2 separate regions of the Mus musculus genome follow, and region 2 is linked to region 1. The links are chromatin loops, found by intact Hi-C in ENCODE. Cell type or tissue: left cerebral cortex. All regions are shown on one strand. Each heading gives the region's core, and the rest is flanking DNA. Links, peaks and the distances in the headings are about the cores only.

Region 1 (4,393 bases), core at 84-4,083:
CATCATTGAAGGAAGTCTAGGCAGGAACTCAAGCAGGAATCTGGATGCAGGAACTGATATGGAGGCCATAGAGGATTGCTGCTTACTGGCTTTGGCTTGCTCAGCTTACTTTTTTATAGAACCCAGGACCATCTGCCCAGAGGTGGCACCACCCACAGTGAACTGGGCACTCAATTGCTAATTAAGAAGATGCCCCTGAGCTGAGCCGGGTGTGGTGGCACATGCTTTTAATCCCAGCACTGAGTTCGAGGCCAGCCTGGTCTACAGAGTGAGTTCCAGGACAGCCAGGGCTACACAGAGAAGCCCTGTCTCAAAAAACCAAAAAAAAAAAACAAACAAAAAAAAAATTGCTGTGGAGCTAGGTAAAGGAAATCCATTGTTTTCCTGTTTCTAAAGAACTTGCCAGTTTGGATTACGAAAGACAGAATAAAGGCAAATCACTTTCTTCAAAATGAGAGGCTATTAGGAGAAGAGAACTTGCCTGTCTTAACAAGTTTGATTGAGTTGAAATTGAGAGTTGACATGAATGGAAAATTTCTGCCAGTTTACTTTTTTACGATATGCCACAAGTCTGAAGGATCATCCTCAGAATCAAGTGTCTTTATTGATTAAATCAGGGAAACTATAAGCAGAAAGATCTGTCTTTCACCAGCTCCAAACTTTACAAACAAGAATATAAAGATAGTCTTTTCCACAAACACTTAGCTTTCGTATTGCTATATAACATGAATGCAACCATGAGGTCAGTCCCCTACATCAGAAAAAGGACTTGCTTTTTCTGGGAGAAAATGAAGTGACTCTTGATCCTGTGTTTATGAGCAGCGCAGTCCTGCAGATCACAGTACAGAGTCAGCACAGTGCATGCAGAACATCGTCTCCTGCCTTTGACCATGTTTGTTATTTGTATGGGTTAAATCTCCTGCAGTTTAGCATACCAGGTGCAAGCCTCTACAACATAGCACTCTCTGCAATGACTTTCCCTTTTAAAGCAGGAAAGATACTTTAGTTTTATAACCTAAGTCACGCTTTAGGAAACCACAATTCATTTGTTACTTTGTTTTGGCTATTTTTATTAAACACTAAATACTACTTGAATTTTCTTTTCTTCTTCTCTCTCCTTTTTTTTAAAATGGTTTGAAGGCATTTATTGTAGAAAGGCAGCCACGTGGAGGGGGGAAGGAAAGGGGAGAAGGAGAGCAAGAGGTAAGAGACAAGGAGAGAGCAAGAGCTTAAGAGCAAATTTTATTTTCTAGTTAATCATGTAAAATCAAATTTGTACAGTTGGGCTGGAGAGATGGCTCAGCGGTTAAGAGCACTGACTGCTCTTCCAAAGGTCCTGAGTTCAAATCCCAGCAACCACATGGTGGCTCACAACCATCCCTAATGAGATCTGACGCCCTCTTCTGGGGTTTCTGAAGACAGCTGCAGTGTACTTAATAAATAAAGAAATAAATCTTTAAAAAATTTTTTTTTGTACAGTCTATAACAATTTTATAGTCTGAAATACAAGTTTACATGAGCTTTAGATATGGAGTCAGGTTTTGTTAACCATGACCCAAAGTAGATACTAACAGCAGTTACATTGTGCATGTCGGTGCTGGGATGGGAAGACCAGTGCAGCCTCTTCTCTCAAACAGCAGAATCAGCTGGAGGGCTGCTCTGGAGGCTGCAGTGAGACTGTGAGGATGAGTGTGCTGTGCTCCTCTGCAGTCCTGTTTGTTGGCAGTTGCCCCGGGTGCCCTTTGTGCCAGTGAATATGCCTGGCTGCAGTCCAGGATGAATCAGGAGACGGCCTCTGCTGTGTTTGCTTTTCATCCTTAATTCCATCTAGTAAGGTTGTGGAAGGAGGATAGGAAAAAAGGAATCTATCTATAGTAAGCTTACACCTATTGTAAAAATGTTCAGGAAAAAAATAGACTGGACTCAACTCTGTTTTGAGGCACATAGTTCACTATGAGGTTTTTGGAAAGTTAGCTTCGTTAAAAGAACTAGTGACTCAGCTTCAAAGATAAATAAGTTCCGCCTACACCACCCTTTGTGCCCAGAAGAAGAAAGTGCTTTCCAAACCCAGAGGGCAAGCACAAATAGTGAACTGTGTGGTTTTGACTGCATTAAGACTGCTTAGGAAGGAAGCACTTCATTTTTATTGTATGGATTCTATTTTTTAAAAGCCTTTTCTCACAAAAACTAAAGGCAATTTTTCCAGAAGGATAGAGTCGTCCTTTGTCTTCTATATTATCTAGCCTTAGTCAAACTGAAGAATATCTTTGAGCAATTTGGGTGGGTTTCTTTTTACTTTGAAAGTTTTATTCCTTGACACAACAGACTTCAACATCTGTCTCTAGATTAATTTAATGAACTGGTAATGGTTATCAGCAAGTGCTGAACTGTAAAGTATGTGGATAATTATTATCCTAATGAGTGTCCACTCCTCCAGATTTACCACAGTTACGACAGGGCTATGACTAGCCTATGCTTCTCACATCAAGGATGGCTGCATAATGCATTCTCCAGACCAAGTCTCTCCGGAGCTTTGCTCGGGGTTTTTTTGTTAATATCAGGGGCCAGAATGTATATACAATCATAACATCAGTTTATAGTCTATTTTTCCTTTTTTTTTTTTTTTTGTTTTTGTTTTTGTTTTTGTTTTGAGATAGGGTCTCTTTATGTAGCCCTGACTATCCTAGAACTTGCTATGTAGATCAAGCTAACCTCGAATTCACCGAGATCCAATTGCCTCTACCTCCCAAAGCCTCAGATTAAAGGGGTTCCTTCATCATTGCACCTGGCTCAGTTTGTATTCCAATTGCATATTTTCCTCACTCCCTACACTGAATTCTAGAATGGCAATAATTCCTTGAATTATTAGCCTACTAGATGCCATGGGATACTAGAAAAAAGATATTACTATCTTGATCTTGGTCATCCGGTGTCAAAATTTGCTCACAAAGTTATTTTTCTACCAGCAAGCTATAATATTCTTTAGCTTTTCCAAATTACCAACAATAATTTATAGAAATACTTTCTATCCCAGAATATTGACATTTTCCCTATATTTCTCTCTTAATGATTTTTTTCTAGGATAATAGAATTGGGATCTTTATTTTATCTAAAATCTGTATGTATGTAAAGGGGCCAGAGCTTTGTTATGAACCATTGTGGGATCCCAGGTCAGATGTGTACAGATCAGAAAAGGCTCCAAGAAAGGGTAAACCAGTGACACAGAGCATGTCTAAACGTGTTTGTTTGTTTGTTTATTTGTTAAAACGGGGTTTCTCTGTGTGGCTCAGGCTGTCCCAAAACTCACTCTGTAGACCAGGCTAACCTGGAACTCAGTGATTCAACAGCCTTGCCTCCTGAGTGCTGGGATTAAAGGCACATTCCCCTCCTCTTCCCCCCCACCCATGCCCCCACCTCCCGTGCTGAAGTATCTAATTCTTAAGGATGGAGAAAAAAAAAAGAAAAGAAATTAAAACAGTAAGGGTTGTAATTTCTATTTTTCTTTCTCTATTTAAGATTCCCACTCCACAGCCCCATCTGCTACCCATCTGTGGTAATAGTGATCTTCTATCTATAAAATGCTTTGCAGTTGACCTTACTTTGTTTCATGTGGTATCAACATCTGTCTGTCTATCCGTTCTCGGATACAATATCACTGTGTAGCTGTCTTGGAACTCTAAACCAGGCTGGCCTTGAACTCACCTGTCTCTACGTCCTGAGTGCTGTGATTAAAGACATACATCACCACACTTGGCCATTTCTTAAAATCTGTAATTGAAAGAACTAAAATTTGGAGCTGGAGAGATGGTTCTGGGGTTAAAATTCGTACTGGTGGCTCTACCAGAGAGTCTGAGTTGAGTTCCCAGCATTCTCATATAACTAAAAACATCTGTAGCTCCAGTCCCAAGGAACCTGATGCCTTCTGCTGGCCTCCACAGGCACTGTATGTGCACAGGTTAGACAGACATACATGTGGGCAAAACACTTGTACACATAAAATAAAAATAAAAATAAAAAAGAGGGAGGGAGTAAAAAACTCAGTGGCACATGAGACTGTCCAACTCTCACAGCTCAGGTAGCACAGAACAGACCAGGACTTGCACTTGGTCTTCTGATCCATAGTCTCTTCAGTCCTCCACTCTGAGGCCCCTGTTTCCTGCCTTTATCTCCAGTAAGGGATGGGCCAAGTGCAAGTAGATGGGAAGAGTGCACTTTTATTCTTAGGTATTTTACAGCAAGCATTCTGTGCTAATGCTTGTGGTATAAATATAGTAGGTAAAAGGTAATAACTTGTAAGCATTCTTTTCTTTTCTCGTTTTTGTTCTTGAGTCTGTCAGTCTGCTTTTTAGGATAGGATTTCTCGGTGTACCCGCCCTGGCTGGAACTCCTCTGT
Region 2 (4,393 bases), core at 309-4,308, 140 kb after region 1:
TGACTGGTGATATACAGTCCCATGTCTGTGCTGAGACTAAAGATTGAATCTAGACCCTCACACGTTACCCAAGCACTCCTCCACAGAGCTCCCAGCCCCAGCCCAGCTCACGTAGTCTTTTTTGTTTTTTGGGTTTTTTTTTTTGTTTTGATTTCTTTTGGAGACAGGGTCATGGCAAGTAGCCCTTGATGGCTTGGAATTCTCTGTATAGAAGGATAACTTCCAACTCACAGAGATCCACCTGCCTCTGCATCCTACGTGTTGAGATTAAAATCACACAACACCATACATGGCTCCAATCACATATTCTTAGTTGCTTTTTGCTAAATTCTATTTTTCAATATTCAGGTCCTAGTTGTCTATTTGTATTTTGAAAACCAGCCCATTAGACTTTATAAAAGAACTAGCACACTGATTCTCCACCAGGGAATCACTGCTCCGGGTTCTAGTTTCAAAACTCGGGGGTTTCCTAGGCTGTTAGTGTTAACACTGGGACATTTCTGAACAAACTGGACAGTTGGTCACTCTGTATCTTAGACACAAACTTGGTAAATCTAATTCTGTCTCATATAATTATAGTAGTCTCTAGTTCAAATCCTCTCTCACACCCATCCACCCACCCACATACAGACACACACACACACACACACTTAAAGGACTTGAGCTGGGCACAGTGGCATGTGTGTTTAATCTTAAGCACTTGAGAGGCTAAGACAGGTGGATTTCTATGAGTTCAAGGCCAGCCTGGTCTAAATAGGAAGTTCTAAACCAGCCTAGGCTACATAGTAAGATTTGTCTCAAGGAAGCAAAACAAAACAAATAAACAAACAGCCTCACTATGTAGATTTTGGTATAAGATCTCTGCCAGGCAGGCCCATCTATTGCACATCTATTTGTTTATTTAGATTTTCTATGAGTGTGCAGGGATCAACAGCTACTATGACTGTGACTGTTTTAAGGTCAGCTTTCTTTTTTCTGCAACATGTTACCAACTAAGGGAAATTGGTTTAAGAGTAGCTGGAACCTCCCCATGATTAAAAAAAAAAAACAAAAACAAAACAGCTTTCTGTAACTATGTTTCAAAATAGTTACGGAGACCCCCAGCCAAGGGTGCCTATGAGTATAACCATGCAGCATGGCCCGCTGGGCACCTCGAGACTGATCTCTTGGAGCTCCCCAGATAGAAAGGCAGACAGCGTGGGAGCAGAAGGCTCAGCGTACCGTAGCTACCACTGGAGTCTGATTGGTAGTTATACTTTGGAGAATCATCTGTGGCCTCCAAACCCTTTGCCCGGAGCTCTTCAATAGCGTAAATGTCCAGCATGATGAGGTCTTCGTCCCCTGCTCCCTTGCCCTGTGACTTCAGCTGTCAAAACAGGAGAGAAAAAAAGCCTTAATTATGTCAGTCTAGATGAAGAGAGAACTGAGCCTTGGCAAAAACTGTGGCCAAGAAAAAACTAAGAATAATGTCTTTAATCTTTATACTCCTGGCATTTGGGGCTAGACCAGCCTTTGCTTTGGGGGCTGTCTTCTTTCATGCCAGGACACTGAGTGGCATCTTGAGGCTCTACCAATAAGATAACGGGAAACATCAGCCCCTAGTTGTGAAAACTAAAAATGCTTTAACACATTTGTAAACCATCCAGGAAAGATGCCTCCAGCCGTGCGTCACTGCTCTGGGAGTGGGGGAGACCTTAAAGGAAGGGAATCCAGTTGCCTGGTGCTGCCCTTCATCTCATTCCGCATATTCTTTCTTTCTTTCCTTTTTGTGGTTGGTGGTAAGAGAAATAGGGGTTGTTTCTTCTTCAGAAAGAGAAGTGGTCCCAAGGATGGGGTGAGAGAGTGAGAAGGGAAGACAGGTGCTTACGAGTCACTCCTCACACTCCTTACCTGGGCCAGTCTCCTCTCTTCCTCAAAGCCATTCATATCTACCACCAGGCCCTTCTCTTCAGCAATCAATCCAGTGAGGTCCACTGGGAATCCATAAGTATCATAGAGGAGCCAAGCGGTGTCACCTGTGCAGTACACACAAAGGAACTGTGTCAGAACGACATAGACAGACCCTTTCCTTCCCGCCAAGCCCTCCCAGGGCGCTGCTGAGAGGAACAGGTGTGAATGGAGGTAAGTAAGGCTTTTAGAACTGAAGGATAAAGGGTCTCCTGGTAAACTTCTGTTTCCTAATCTGAGCACTGTGAGTGAGTTCTTTAATCTTTCTCTGCAAACACTTCACTCCAATAAAGGGAAATAACCAGAACTAGAGAGATAGCTCAGAGGTTAGAGCACACTTGTCATTCTTGCAGAGGACCTGGGTATCCATTTTCTGGCTACTCACAAATACCTATCATTTCCCAGGGGTTCCAGCGCCCTCTCTTGTCCTCTGTGGGCATTACACTCACATGCCAAGACCCCACCCCCACCCCCCAATCAAAAAGAGGCAAAACATTTCGTGGAAAAAAAAAAAAAACCTTTAAAATTAATTTTCTCAGCTGATGAAAGACAATGTGGACTCCACATGTTACATTTATATGCAAAATATGCAGACATAAACACCTATTTGCAATTTTATGCAAACAGATTAAAAAATCCTGAAGCATTGATTACACACTAATTTTTTTTTTCTGTTGTTTCTTCTTGAGATAAGATTTTGTTATGTAGCCCAAAGGCTGGCCTTGACCTTGGGATCCTCCAGCCTTGGCAGCTACAGTGCTGAGATTACAGCAGACATCTTGCCAACTAATAGTTTACCTCTGAGAAACATATTTGGAAAAGGTTTTCAGTTCTGTATTGTTTGAAGTTTTACCACAGTAAATTCTTTTTTTTTTTTTTTTTTTAATTATATGTAAGTACACTGTAGCTGTTTTCAGATACCCCAGAAGAGGGCATCTGATCCCATTACAGATGGTTGTGAGCCACCATGTGGTTGCTGCGATCTGAACTCAGGACCTTCGGAAGAGCAGTCATTGCTCTTAACCCCTGAGCCACCTCTCCAGCCCCAGTAAATTCTCTTATAATTCATTTTGCTCCAAGTCTTACTTTACCAAAAGCGGTTTAGGTAAGGTACATTCAACCTTGGCAGAGAGGGGGAGAACTGGGCCTCACCTGGGATGGTTTTGCAGTCTCCTAAGCTCTGAATTTTTCGGTCCAGGATGCGCCGCCCTCGGCTGAGAGTCTTGAGAAACTGCACCTCTTCTTCATTAATGATGTCCTTCACCATCTCTGGGTCCTTCTTCAGCTCAGGAAATGCGTCTCCCTGACAGAAAAGGTTCAGTGTGAGCAGGCTATTCCGTGAAACACCCTCCTTCCTTTTTAAGATGGGGCTTCATTCTATATGCAGTCCTGGCTGGCCTGTAACTTACACAGTGCAGATCAGGCTGGCCTCAAACTCATCTGCCTCTGCCTCTCAAGTGTTGGGATCAAAAGTGCGCACCGCCATCCCTGGCCTCCACGGTCTCTCTCTTAAAATGTCCACTCACAGAACATTACCACCTACCATATCCCTCTTAGACTAGGGCTTCAGCACAGAAGAGAAAAGCAGAGACTTTTCTACGCACCAGGGATTGAACGACAACATCAACCAATGTAGCGAAGAAACCCCTGCTGGCATTCAGTTTCTCATGGGAATACCGAACAGCTCGGCGAAGGATCCGTCTCAGCACGTACCTGTGGGAGGCGGACCTTAGTGTTAGTTAGCTAGGAGACACCCCTAGCTGAGGGGCCCACGGGAGCTCCTTTAAAACATCAGCTTTTTGTTTTCTCTGCTTATGCAGAGAGTTTGTTTAGCTACCCAAGCCTGCCTAGTCAGGAATGCAGTTTCCTGGGCTGAGTCAGTACCTAGTCCTATTCTGCCAAGACCTAGCTGATGGTTTTAGTGCCAGCTCTACATCCTACTCAGTAAAAACTATTAAATAGTGTCGCCTTAAAATACATTAAAACGCCGTTAGCTGTTAAAAGGTGGGAGGGAAGGGGGTCTCTCCACTACACAAAAGACAACAACGAAACAGTAATCAAGTATGGCTTTGAGCTCCAGTCAGAACACTCATGCATGCTATCAGCCCAGACCCTGCCCACAGTGTGACCGACTCACCCCCGTCCTGTGTTGTCAGGCCGGCCGCCATCAGCCAGCGCCACAGTGATGGTCCGGGCGTGGTCAGCCAGAACCCGGTAGGCCATGTCGATTCCGTCTGCATCCTCAGCACCAACCTTCCCAGTATACGGCCGGGCGCCGGTGCCCTACAGGTGACCAGAGAGGGGGCCAATGAGACAGTCCTGCCCCTGCTGCCTCACACGAGAGGGTGAGGAGGTCTGGGAGAAGATGACTACCCTGCCATCCGCCACACGCCCTCGCCCTGGCAAATGGCATAGTGTGCCTTTACTCAGAGAGGGCACGCTGACA

The links. Hi-C counts contacts between places; a loop is a spot of excess contacts. Peaks named below come from ENCODE experiments on the same cell type or tissue, not always from the same donor. Only the 100,000 strongest peaks of a DNase experiment are listed, where the experiment ranks them.
Region 2: it touches region 1 in a loop (4-fold over the local background); 1 of 42 quality-filtered maps calls a loop at or near these places.

Annotation. Positions count from the first base shown.
Region 1 is chr8:111,183,189-111,187,581 of GRCm38, reverse strand. The region is part of intron 8 of Glg1 (golgi apparatus protein 1); the gene reads left to right. Among named protein-coding and RNA genes, the nearest start is that of 9430091E24Rik, 40 kb to the right of the region's middle. In left cerebral cortex, for the core only: no CTCF peak of the experiment used is centred there; DNase peaks (open chromatin) are centred at 1,762 and 1,988.
Region 2 is chr8:111,042,500-111,046,892 of GRCm38, reverse strand. It overlaps Aars (alanyl-tRNA synthetase), which reads right to left. Exons shown (of 21, transcript NM_146217.4): 7 at 4,085-4,230; 8 at 3,552-3,660; 9 at 3,100-3,250; 10 at 1,891-2,015; 11 at 1,222-1,366. Among named protein-coding and RNA genes, the nearest start is that of Aars, 11 kb to the right of the region's middle. In left cerebral cortex, for the core only: a CTCF peak has its summit at 2,349 (motif pointing left); no DNase peak of the experiment used is centred there.